2 separate regions of the Homo sapiens genome follow, and region 2 is linked to region 1. Evidence: chromatin contacts called from ENCODE Hi-C or POLR2A ChIA-PET data. All regions are on one chromosome and are shown on one strand. The core of a region is the stretch at or near the end of the contact, and the rest is flanking DNA. Distances in the headings are between cores, read along the strand shown.

Region 1 (6,605 bases), core at 3,384-5,883:
TAAACGAGGTGAGGATGCTTCTGGGGAGTGACTTCCATGGAGCAGAGCATCAGGGATGCCAGGAGACTCTGCCTCCAAATCCATCTTTCCCATCAACTGGCCTGTCCCCAGAACCTAGAGACGAGTCTTGTTGGCCTTTGGGGATTTGCCAGTTTTAGGACATCGTTCAGATGTTATCAGGCGACACTCTGGATGCTTTCCTACCGTGGCATCTAGCTGAAGGAGAGGACTGGGTAGAAGAGGCCTTGGCCAGGCCCAGCAAGCAGGGTATGTGATGTGATGTGGAGGAAGATGCTGCCGCAGAGGGAGGCAGGTCCTGGGGGCAACTGCCCATCTCACTGGGCAGTCTCTGGCTTTCCAAGAACAGATCCAGGAGCAATGACAGCCACAGACGGGGAGCAGCCACATCCACATGTTCCAGAGCTGACTAACAGATTGTCCTACAAGCCTCATGGTCAGCCTGTTCCCTCTCTGTCAAGAACCCATGAAGGTTATCACCTGTATCATCAAGACTGAACTCCAGAACCTGCTTTTAGGATCTTCTCACTAATAAGACCCTGCCCCAAGTAATTTCTCACTCACCCCCTCTCCTCCGCATACCTGACTCCCAGTGTGCACCCTCCGAGTTCTACCCATGAGCCATGGCATTGAGATGCTGAGGTCTTCCTTCCTCCAGCCACTTCGCCAATCCAAGGCTCCTTGCTGCACCCTTCACCCGAGTCTTCCTGCCCTTCAGCATCTGGCAACGGGCAGTCACTCAGTCACTTGTTTTCCAGGCAGCCTTCCTTGATGACTACATTTTGCTTTATGGCTGTTTGGGCTGCCTCATAAATCATCCTTCACCTTTGATTATTTAGGGTGTCATACTGAATGCAGTTTGCGGCTGTGTAGACCTAGTCTCCCAGAAGGTGGGGACCCTTTTCTATATACCCATGTAGCCCTCACAGAAAGGTGGGAAAGGGTGCAAGTGGGAAGGGGCTTTAGGAGAGAGGGGGTATTTAAAATTAAAAAAAAAAAAGTCCCTTGAGGACACAACAATAGATAATGCCATTGTCCCAGTCCTGAGTAGGTCTAGGGGTGCATGTGGGTGTATGAGAGAGAGAGAGAGAGAGACTGAGGTGGTTCTTTCAGCAAGAGAGTTACAAGTTTGGGGATGCAATACAAACGATTTTACCTCTCCAGATCTCAGTTTCCTCATCAGCAAAATGAGGGGGGTTCATGGGATGCATGCAATGTCCCTTTCAACTCTCTGATTTCATCTTCCAAGAATGCAGCTGGCCTGAGATGCCCATAGCCATGTGCAGGCGGGCAGGTCCACGTGTGATTCTTCTGTTGCCTACAACTCTAGCACCTCAGTGACTTCATAAAAATACTGTATTTGTTTCCTGGGGCTGCTGTAATAAATTATCACAAACTGGGTGGCTTACAACAATAGAAATTAAGACTTTCACAATTCTGGAAGTCAGAAGTCCCAAATCAAGGTGGCAGCAGGGCCACACTCCCCCTGAGGGCTCTAGGGAGGATCCTTGCCTCTTTCTCGCTTCGGATGGTGGCCAGCATTTCTTGGCGTTTCCTGACTTGCAGCTGCAGCACTCTAGCCTCTGCCTCCATCTTCACATGACTGTCTTCCTACTGGGTGTCCCCTCCCTCTTCTTAGAAGGACATCAGTCATTGGACTTATGGCCCACCCAAGTCCAGTATGACTTTATCTCGATTACACCTGTAAAGACCTTAAGCCATATTTTAAGGTTCTAGGTGGACATACACTTTTTGGAGAACACTATTTAACTCAGTACAAATAGCAATGTAGTAAGAGCTCCCATCATGGCTCTACCAGTGACAACTGCTCTACAGGCACGCGTGTGTTTTACCCTCTGGAACAGTCTTGCTCCGATAGTGGCTCTCCTACCACCACGCTATCCACGACTACCCAAATGACAACAAAGAATGGTTGCATTCATAATACTGGCATTTTTAAGTCGTGTAGAACTTACAACTTTTTAAACACCTTCCCATATACTATTTCATTTGGTCCTCACACCAATCTCATGAAATAAACAAGATGGATTTTATTGTTCTTGATGAATAGGTAGCAAAGCTAAGGCCCAGAAAGGTTAAGTAATTTTCCCAAAGTCACACAGCTTTGATATACAGCAAAACTCATATCCCTGAGCTTTCTACTCACTGTTCTTCCGGTTATTATCCCTGAGGTCATAAATCTCCACCCGCAAACCCAATAGCACCAGTACAAGAAATCTGGACTGGAGATACTTTATCCACACCTACCACTGCCCCAAAAAGTAAAATCTGACTCTGTGATTCTAATGTACCAATGGTACTCAACCTGGGTTATAGCTCAAAAGCATTTTCTTACTGAGCTGCGTTTGGGCCTCTGGCAGTTGAGCACTCATGACACCCCATCTGGTAAACCACAGACTAACCTATATAATCAGGAGTAAAACTTAATCAAAGTGATAATTTGTGAAATGAATGGTCATTATCTGAATTCTCATTATTTCATGCCCATCTTTTTTTTTTTTTTTTTTTTTTGAGATGGAGTCTTGCACTGTCTCCTGGGCTGGAGTGCAATGGCGTGATCTCGGCTCACTGCAACCTCTGCCTCCCGGGTTCAAGCGATTCTCCTGCCTCAGCCTCCCGAGTAGCTGGGATTACATGTGCATACCACCACACCCAGCTAATTTTTTGTATTTTTAGTAGAGATGGGGTTTCACTATGTCAGCCATGCTGGTCTCGAACTCCTGACATTGTGATCCGCCCACCTTGGCCTCCCAATCATGCCCTTCATTTTAAGCACAGTCACAAGACATTTCCACCGAGCACACACTAGTAGGTGGGGCGTTTTGGCCAGTCATGTGGTTCTCCCTCACAAAGGGCTCTTGTTTACAGCTTTGGGTACAAGGACATTTGCTTATTATCTTACAGACACAGTGATGACTTCTTCACAGGTGTAGGTGACATTTTTCCACAGCACGAAAACTGCCTTACACGTCCTTTGTATTCTTCCAATGAGACCCAGCAGAGCCTTGATACTGGGCTGCAGTCAGCAACGGGCGCACCTGACAGGAGCCACATGCTCTGCCCTCCACGTGGCCCTGCCCTCTCTGTGGCCCCACCCCATGGCGGCTGGGACACAGCCCTTCTTGGCCAGCATCTGCAGAAGTAGGATCTGTGCCTCGGGGCACACGTGTTATGAGCCAAATTCCCTCATTGAAATGACCTATAGGCCTGGTATTTTAAGTACATGGGTGTGGAGCACAAAAGACTCTCAAGTGTTTCTCCCAGCGAGCTGCAGCCGGAATAGTGAGAAATCACAGGAGAGCAAGGGAGGGCAGGTTGGCTAAATAGCAACGGCCCCAAAATGGGCTTTTCAGGACCCAGTGCAGGGGTGGAAGGATGGGGCTGCTGCCGAGAGGGCCGGTGTTTCTGTTGGCAGCCTGGAGGATCCAAGGCTCCCTGAAGCACTCACTGGCCTTGGTCTGGTGAGGCCAGCAGAGGCTTTGGTCAGTGCACAGATGGCCCCAGCACTGATCCTGTGTGTGCTGCTGGAAGTCGGCAGCTCTTGGTTCCAGAGGGGGCCACCACGGGGTCACAGGGTGGCCTGCATGGAAGGAAGCCAAGGAAAGGGGTAAACAAGGGGTAAACACCAAGTCCTTCCTCCTGCTCACTGAACCCTGACCACCACAGCAGCATCAGTTCCAGCCAGGGCTTGGGTTCCAGGAGGACCATTAGAAGACCATTAGAAGCACCAAACGACACTCATACTGAATAAGAAGGTGAGAACAAAAAACAACAGGGCAGATGAGGTTTGTCTTGATGTAGGCTTGGAAGCAGTGAGAGAGAAGAATTCCATATAAAATCCCATGAAGGTGGAAACACAGTGGTGATTCATTCAGTGTGGACTCTCAAGGCAACCTACTTAGGTTCAAAACCTCGCTCTGCCACTTGCTAGCTGTGTGACCTCAGGCAAGTTACTTGACCTCTCTGGGGCCTCAGCTTTGTCATCTGTAAAAGGGGGTTAATAACAGTCATTCCATCTCGTAGCATTGTTCTGCAGGTTAAATGGAATGCTGAATATACAAGCAGAGCACAGGGAAAGGTCTCAGTAAATGTCAGTGGAATGATCATTAAAGACATGATAAAGGTGATTCCACAAAGACCAGAGCTGTGACAGATCCCGTAAGAAGGAGCTGGGGATGAAGTAGGCACTGACGTCTGACATGAGGAGGGGTTTTGTGCGTGTGTGTGTGTGTGTGTGTGTGTGTGTGTGTGTGTGTGTGTGTGTTCAGCAGGTGATGGGGCTGCTACCAGGCCTAAACGCAACTTGAACTTCAAGTTCAAGTTCACTCCTGCCCCGCCAGCTGGCGACCTTTGTAAGGCACAACTGTGAGTGGCTGATATGCTATGTAAACAAGCCAGGCCAGTGCTCCTCACTGCAACATGTGTTGTCTCCCTCGACGCCAGTGTGTCCATCCAAATGCCAGGGCAAAATACTAACTGCTTTATTTAGTTGGGAAGAAGGTCAAGGGGTGAGTCTTCCTGGACACTCGCTGCCATGACACACTCCCCAGGGCCAGTCAGCGGGGAGGCCCCAGGTCTAGGCTTGATTAGTCTTGACGTTGGCGGCCCTGGGGCTGGTGAACTCTGACAGCCAATTGTGGTCAAATAAAGCCACGGCTGGAACCTGCAGTTCCGCATGGCCCAGCGCACTCTCCACTTCCTCACCACATCTGGGAAGTGGCTAAACCTCAGGATTGCTTCAAATGTGCACACTGCTCCCCAAAGAGCTGAGGGTGGCAAGGAGATTACAAAGCAAAAAGACATGCAGCTCGGGGTCATTTCTTGCCTAGGTGTGAAGAACATATTTAAAAGTGCATCCAGGCCACATCAGAGCAGAATCCTCCTATAACACCCCGTGTCTGACGGGCGAGCCCCGACTCCTGTTGTGACTCGGCCTCCTCAGGTCTAGTTTGCAGGTATCCCCGGTCTACCTGAGTTGGCTCTGCAGCAGACTCTGTTCCTGTCACTCTCCTTAGTGTAGGTCTGTAAGCATGAGTCATCTTCTTCTTTTGGGGACAGTTTCAGGGGATGTGAAACTTGCCCTTTGTCACGCAAAGGAAGGCTGCAGACACAAAGGAGCCGTCTGCCCTGGGGGCTCAGAGTCCTTAGGAAACACAATCGCAACATTTTTCACTCTTGTGTTTGTCTGCAGGAAAGCCAGTTGTGCCCAGAGTCTTGAAACGCCCAAAGAGTGAGAAAGGAAAAATAAAAGAAAAACATCGCAGCTTTTAAAAACCAAGAGAGTCAGTGAAGGCTCAGGTTCTGCTCTTTGCAAATTCAGGAAATCCCACAAGATCCTGAAAGGTTGCAGGGAGATTTCTCCTTTTACAATAGATGGCTTTGGGTCTAATTTTAATTGCGGATAACTAAGTATAAAAATTAACGTACCCTCGGATTCCAGGAGTAGTCTGCATTTGGAGTATTTTTTATGAAGTATTTTTAATTTTGATTTCTCACTTTTCCACTGGAACAACCTAACAGCCAAAATTCATGCTTATGCTCCTCTTCCATTTCCTTACCCAAACATTTGCCACTATTTTTGACAGTGGAGTTGTATAATTAATTTATTTGGGGATTTCTGGACGGGATACAAATCCTTCAACTTGCACATAATTTCCTGATTCTCCATGCTGAATTGAATTAAGATGTCGGCGTACTGTATATACTTGTGTGCAAAGTGCCTGTATTTGCAGATTGCTTGATCCAATCGCACTCACATCACACATGCAAAATGCAGACTTGAGGCCTAAGCTACTGGCACCAGGACTACCCTCAAAAGTCAGACTGAAAATCAGGTCCTTAGAATATAGAACTCAGTTTTCCATGGAAATGGCATTTGTTTGGAATTATGGATTGTTTGAAAAATAGCTGTTTTACTTGGAGAAAACCGAAGACATGCAAAGCATTTTCTCTGGAGATGTTCTATGAAAATGAGTTGTTTGAGGACAGGGACAGAATTTTATTCATCTTTGTATCTTCTATTCTGAGGCAATAAAGAAAAGTTTGATAAATGAGGCCAGGCATGGTGGCACATGCCTGTAATCCCAGCACTTTGGGAGGCCAAGACGGGAGGATCACTAGAGCTCAGGAGTTCAAGACCAGTCTGGGCAGCTTGGTGAAACCCCATTGCTACCAAAAATATAAAAAATAAAATAAAATAAAATAAAAATAAAAAATAAAATAAAATAAATTAGCTGGGCATGGTGGCACACATTTGCAGTCCCAGCTACTTGGGAGGCTGAGGCACAAGAATCACTTGAACCCAGGAGGCGGAGGTTGCAGTGAGCCGAGATCACGCCACTGCACTCCAGCCTGGGTGACAGAGTAAGACCCTGTCTCTAAAAATCAATGAATCACTCTGCAAACTTTCAGTTTGACAGCCAGTCCTTTACAACGTCGAATTTCACTTGGAAGGCATAGCTTGCTTTTTCCAAGGCACAGGTATGCTGGGCTCAACTGCAGGCAGGGGAAAAGCTCAGGTTTGCAAAAGGAGTGGAGGGGCGGGCCTCTTTATTTGGCAGAATATC
Region 2 (6,579 bases), core at 2,816-5,315, 640 kb after region 1:
TCCAAAGAGAAATGGGATGACATTGCACATTTAAGGTGTCAATCTAAGACTAATTTGCAAGTGACACCGCTGTACAGAGTATGTCAGTGCTAGAAGCGTAGGAACCTGGGTGGGATCTGCAGCTGGCTTCTGCTGAAGCGAAGTGTGTGTAAATTTGGAGAAAAAGCTCAGGGACTATGCATTTCAGTTCTCTCTTCTCTTGTGAAGGAACTGCCCTAAGTGTTCCTCTGAAGTGTATAATAAACTGAAAAATTTATTTACTTATTTTTATCAGTAGACGTCAAAAAGAAGCCTATCCTTTATATTAGAGTTAAAATTTGTACCTTTCTGTACCTGGAAAAATTCTCCTGATTTTTAAAACAGGTCTCCATACCTTTTATAAGCCACAACAAGGCTTCTTTGGAGGCAAGCCACTGTCTGGTGGTCTCAGACAGAAAGAATTCTTGCAGTAAGCCAGGCAAGCAGTACATATCTAACAACATCTATTCCTCCTCTTCTCCCTAACTTAATTTTTTTTTCTTTTTTTTTTTTTTTTGCCAGGAGCAAGTATCAAAGTATAGAGCCTTCAAAAGTGCTCTGGATTCCATTACAAAGAAAATCATGAATAATGCATCCCCACCTCCTGCTTTTATTTAATCTCAATCAGTGAGAGCTAGAAGTGCATTACTGTGTCCAGCTGCATCCCTGGCTCCGGAGGCTGGAACCTGGGGCTGAGGGACCCACAAGCCCCACAGGTGCTGTGCACCGCAGAGCCAGTTAACCAGCAATCCTGCTCAAGCCCCGGGAGACTGTAGCACCAAGGGCTCAACCCTTCCGGATGTCTGGCTTGCCATGGATGGTTCCTATACCTAGGGAGCTGCAGAACCTACTTTGAAACTGACACAGCCTGTGTATCCCGGGGTTACATCTCCCTTTCTCTGTTTTAATAAAGCTGTATTCCTAATAAAAGGAACAAACAGCCTATCCCACATGCTGAAAGATCATGACGAGAAGTCTGCCCAGTCTGTTATGATTCGATGTCCCATAAGCTAAGTCCCTCTGCACTCGTGCACATTGAGCACGAAATATAGGCAAATTGTTATTTCTGTCCATCAAGAGCAAATTATGATGATAGCTGGCTTTTGAATGTTAGAAACTATAGTGTTTTTCATTTCTGGGAGCACATCTTGTGTGTCACTATGTGCTATGCCTTTATGTTAAATAACATGTTTATGCTGGGATACAAAACAGTACGATGGCCACATAAAAAAGACTTCATAAGGTACATACATATGTCATATATCAACATATTTTAATTAGTGTAAGTTCAACATATAGAAAAAACAGCTACTCTTGGCTGGATGTGGTGACTGACTCCTGTAATCCCAGCACTTCAGGAGGCCAAGGCGGGTGGATCGCTTGAGCGTAGGGGTTCGAGACCAGCCTGGGCAACATGACGAAACCCCCTCTCTATAAAAACAATTAGCCAGGTGTGGTGGTACACGCTTGTAGTCCCAGCCACTCTGGAAGCTGAAGAGAAAGGATCATTTAAGCCCAGAAGGTCAAGGCTGCAGTGAGCCAAGATCACACCACTGCACTCCAGCCTGGGCCCCAGAGTGAGACCCTGTCTCAAAATTAAATAATTAATAAATAAAATAAACAAAAAGAAACAGCTACTTTTTGTAATTTGGAATCAGAAGTTTTATATAAGATAACACTTTTGAAATAATCAGGAATGTAAATTTATGTAAATTTAGCTGGGACTCTGTGTTAACATCTTTTTCGTTGTGCCTATTTTTCATGTTTTGCCATGCTAACATTTGCTATGTGCCCACACACACACGTGCAATTCTTTTCTACTCTATTAGCCTCTGGTTCTGTATGTTTCCATCATTAACTGAAGCATTTGCAGAACGAAATGGAGGTTTAGCACTTTGAGAGTTGTTTTATTTTTACAACCTTGGCAAAGCAAGTGTCATTGATTAAATGTCTGAATTCCAGGAGAGAGAAACTTGGCAGATTTTTGCTAGGATGTTGGACTGGTCCCAACCAAAGTAGAGATTGCAAGCGATGGTTCTTATTTTAATGTATGCTAATAGATATCCTGTGGCTTGTCATTGGGTCTCCAAGGGAAAAACAAAAAGAGTATGTGGTGTATTGGGGAGAAGGATAATAGTCTCTGCGTATAGGGTGGAGGGAGGAGGCATCCTGAAGATGAGCAACTGCTTCATTCATTTTTATCTCTTAGAGTAACATGTGCCTGTGTCAGTCCTTAATAACTCTTGTTCCAGAGTGTCCCCAAATCATTATTCACTTGTTTCACTAGTTTTGGTGAAAAATGATGGATCAAGGCTTCATCCTAGCTTGAGATCATTTTTGGATGCTTTTGCTGTTTTGACACCGGTATGTACAGCTGGATCCAAGGAGATACCACCCTTATATAGTTTCACTGCAGCCCACACTTGGTTTTGATTAATTTATTAACCCAAGATGCCCCTGGGGAGAGGGGGGTTACGGGAAACACCTTGAATTCTTTTGTTTTAACATTTCAGCATTGCTATTCATAGAAACTACCAAGCCTTTAAATCCCCTATCTGTTCTTGCCAGCAAAGTAAAATATGTTTTTAAGTGTTTGAAAACAAGGGAGAGTAAATGTGTTTTAAATGTATCACACACACACACACACACACACACACACACACACACACACACACACACTTTTGCCCATTATTGTTCCTGGTCACTTCTTACATCCAGAGGCTGAGAACTTAGACCTGCCCTCTGACCTCCTAAATTATCAGAGGTGAAACTCCCTTTTAAGCAAGATCTATATCTTGGAGAGTTTCCTCTCCCTCCTTGCATTCCCCAGGCCCATCTTTTCTACAAAGTGCTAGAGTGTCAGTTTTATGGGATGTTGAAACCTTCCCAGTATAAATTCTACCCGCATTATTCTTTTCAGGAAGGCTCTACAAACATTTAATAATAAAAGTGAAGTGGGTGCGACTCTTAGTTAATAAATACCTCATCTTGTGGGAAACATGAAGCCTTGAGCATAAAACCAGAGCTATCTTTTCATCTGGGCCTGTCCATCATCACAGTGCCCAAGTGCTTAATTTAAACTGCCACTTCGCCAAAAACCCAACTGGGCAGAGGATGCACTGTTCATGCCAACCACCGTAAGGCCAAATTATTCTATTTCTAGCAACAATCACCTTCCTCAGGAATCTATAATTTTCAGCTTATGATAAACCTTCAATACTTTGGATTTCCCGGGGGAAAGTCAATATTAAATTAGAAGGTAATTATATAGCATTTTGCATACAGGCTACATTTTTATAGTTACATAAATGCATACTTTATTCAAAGAGGTGTTAACCATATGTGTCCCAATTCAGTTTCTAACAAATTTCCTTTCACAAAAAAGATAAGAACTTATAATGGTCACGTAATACAGATAGGTTGTTTTAAGAGGTATGAGAAATTAAGTTGAACATCTTCTGGATATGTGCCTGATTTTGTTTGCCCAAGTCTTACCCTTTGAGCAGATGATGCAAACTATATATTAGTGACTTAGGAAATAATAGTATTTTATTATAAAATTAATAATTGGTCAGAAAGGAAACATCTGCCAATATCATTCTCCTTCAATGTCCTTCAATTCTGAAAAAATAACTCAGATGACATTTTTATTAATACTTAAAAACTGATACTTAAAAAATTCTTAAAAAAACATAATTACAGTCTGAAATATAATAGATTCTCAAAGAAAAGTACACATTCTCCTTTCCTCTTCATTTAGCATCTGTTGTTGGCCAAACAACAGATGACGCCTTGCCTTCAGGGTAAAAATCTAATTTGCATGTAGGCGCTTGAATGAAATTAAGCTCCACAAGGTGTGAATAACAAGGGGTGGCCTGCTCTAGTGACAACAGGCAGCTCTTCTCAAACAAGGACGTTGAAAGCTTGTTAGTGCTAACTGAACTACTTTGCAGCGTATATCCCCATCTGGAGGCCGACATCAAATTTGAGAGTCACAAAGAAACACAAAGGTCATTGTGGCAAACCAGGGCCGTGGCATTGCACAATTCTAGCCAGAGGCCAGACTCCTCAAAGTCTAGATGAATGGTGCCCCCTGGAGCTGTGCAGTGCACAACGTGTGCATCTGGATAGGTCAGTCCTGAGGCCAGCCGACTCATTTTATAAGGCAAGAAACTGCAGCCCAAAGAATATATATGCCTGGTTGGAAGTTAAGCAATGAGGCACATTTCAACTCAATATGAAGAAAACATTTTTGAAACAGGAAGCTGTCAAAGATGATGTTGGTTGACTCAGGAGGTAGTGAGGACCAGTTACAGGACATTTGCAAGCCTAGGCTGCTCTACCATCTGGTATGGACTTTCAGAGGGGGCTTGAAATTAAGGTGTGGGTAGGGGCTGGCCTCCATAGCTGTTAAGGTTTTTCCCAACCCTCAACTAAGGAATCCATTGTTCAAACACAAGTCTTCAGGCTACTGAGCACCAATCAAGGTATGGGGACCCTGAAAGGCAATAGAAATCAAAAGATCTATTTTGAGAGGGCTCTAACTTAACAACAGGAGGCAGCAACATCAGTGACTTTCTCAGCTGCTACAAAAAGTAAACCATCGTCAGACACAATTTTCCCATTCTCCCCCCTGCACTTGCGTCATACCCAACTTCCCCTTCCCCTCAACACTGCAGAACTTACTGATAACTAAGCCATGTCTACCCCTCTAGGAGTAGTTCAAGAGTCCTGGTAAAGACCTAACAGGAAGTAGAAATTACATATGAGCAGCATGTGTGTGTGCATGTGTATGTGCACATGCATGTGTGTGGTATGTATGTACACGTGTGTGTGTGTGCATGCACACACTGCATGGGTGTATTTCCTTAAGCCTGCTTTACAAAATCAAAAAGTACTTCCAGCATCCATATTAAGGCTGTCTCCAGCACTGCATGCCATTGACATGCTGTAAGTCACATAGAGGATGAAACCAGGGTTGGGCAGTCAAGAAGGGGCATTTGTAAGGGCTGGTGGCATGACGGCTCCCATCTGTTCTCTCACTTTCTTCAGAAGTGAAAAATTAGCCCTGGATGGTGTTTTATGAGATACTGAAACTAGAATTCCCTTAACCGCATTCATAAAACTCAAAAGGCAGGGTAGCAATTAGAAAGGTCATGGTTTTTTGGATCTTCAGTCCTGAGTTCCAATCCAACCTCTGCCACCTTGTACTGTGAAACATCGCCGAGTCCAATTAAAGTTTCTGAGCATGGATTTCCTCATCGATAGAACAGAGAAAATACCTTCTGCTGCACAGGGTTGTTGTGAGAATGAATGAGATAACACAAAAGAAACTGTGCCTGGTACCTTAGAAAGACACAGATGCAGGTGGTCATATTTCAAACCCACAATTCCTTCTTCCTGATGTCAAAGCAAACATGAGCAGAAAGAGTTGTACATGAAGAGGCATGGCTCTCTCTTTAGTAATTTTCAGCTTATGATAAATCTCCAATACTTTGGATTTCCCGGGGAAAAGTCCATATTAAATTAGAAGGTAGTTACCTGGCATTCTGCATAAAGCCTGCATTTTTATAGTTGCATAAATGCATACTTTATTCGAAGAGGTATTAACCATATGTGTCCCAATTCAGTTTCTAAACTACATTCGGTCTGTCGTGGCACTAGTCCAATAGCATTCCCAGGACTTGTTCATGAGCCAGCTTCACTCAGGCAAGGCTTTTCCATGTTTTGGTTGCCCCCTTTGAACAAAGCAGTCAACTTAGTTACATTATTAATGAAAATATCTGCACTTTTCCCCAAATATCAAACTGTGTGGTTCTTCTGAGATGCACACTGAAGAAATGAAGCAAATTCCTAGGTAATTCAAGCACAAACTGAATGGAATCCTCAAATTTCAGGCAAAGGGAACACCTTAGCATGAATCACATAAAGTAGAACCTTGCAAGTGTAGACAGGCTTATGGCATCCTATGCCACCTATGTGAAGTAGGAAATGCAAAAGGAGACGAAAGCCATCACCCCAGAGAAGCAGCTCATTCACAGTACAACGATGAACTCCAAAGCCAAATGAAATAGCATTCCTAAGCTTCCCATGACACAAGATTTCCTATCATATTCCTTTGAGTACCAATGAGGTAAATTCTCCAGGAGAATAAAAGATGCAGGGGTTTGTGGAATGTGCTATCCAGCAGTCCCACCCAGGGGCACTGGGACAGGACCCACAATGGGGCTGTCAGGCAAGCTCTCTGTCTGTCCAGAAAACAGGACCTCGGTGAGCATGGTTTTGGGGAATGATGTAGATGGTATAAATATCAACCAAGTCACATGACATCACTCCTCCCAGATCATTCTACTCCTCTCTCAGCACCCTGGCCTGTAGAGAAAGAAGAAAGAGTCGCAGGAGGAATGAGAATGTATGACAACTTTGAGGACAAGGAAAAAATACCCCAAATAAATGTATGATTGCATGTGGCCAAAAAAGAACAAAAATGTTGAGAAGGTTTTGTCATGCATGGTAGGTAGGTTCCATTCATTTACCAGGGCAGGAAAAATGTAAGTCTCT

Evidence for each region. Hi-C counts contacts between places; a loop is a spot of excess contacts on that map. ChIA-PET counts read pairs that join two places held with the same protein, here RNA polymerase II (POLR2A). Pooled maps may share reads with other maps.
Region 2: a pooled map shows a loop between it and region 1 (4-fold over the local background). The contact joins two enhancer-like sites. A Hi-C loop is called at or near these places in 2 of 50 pooled maps. POLR2A ChIA-PET finds 5 or more read pairs at or near these places in 3 of 52 experiments (PC-9, WTC11 and activated T-cell).

The regions. Positions count from the first base shown.
Region 1 is chr21:34,861,023-34,867,627 of GRCh38, forward strand. All of the region lies in intron 5 of RUNX1 (RUNX family transcription factor 1), which reads right to left. All of the region lies in intron 1 of RUNX1-AS1 (RUNX1 antisense RNA 1), which reads left to right. Among named protein-coding and RNA genes, the nearest start is that of RUNX1-AS1, 28 kb to the left of the region's middle. RefSeq lists enhancers at 4,278-5,477, 4,748-4,917, 4,958-5,237, 6,218-6,605. Within about 2 kb of position 4,634, at least 17 of the 41 ENCODE cell types and tissues checked have a DNase peak (open chromatin) inside an H3K27ac peak, as active enhancers do.
Region 2 is chr21:35,504,511-35,511,089 of GRCh38, forward strand. All of the region lies in intron 1 of LOC100506403 (a long non-coding RNA gene), which reads right to left. Among named protein-coding and RNA genes, the nearest start is that of MIR802, 210 kb to the right of the region's middle. RefSeq lists enhancers at 1,845-2,434, 3,678-4,198. Within about 2 kb of position 4,066, at least 5 of the 41 ENCODE cell types and tissues checked have a DNase peak (open chromatin) inside an H3K27ac peak, as active enhancers do.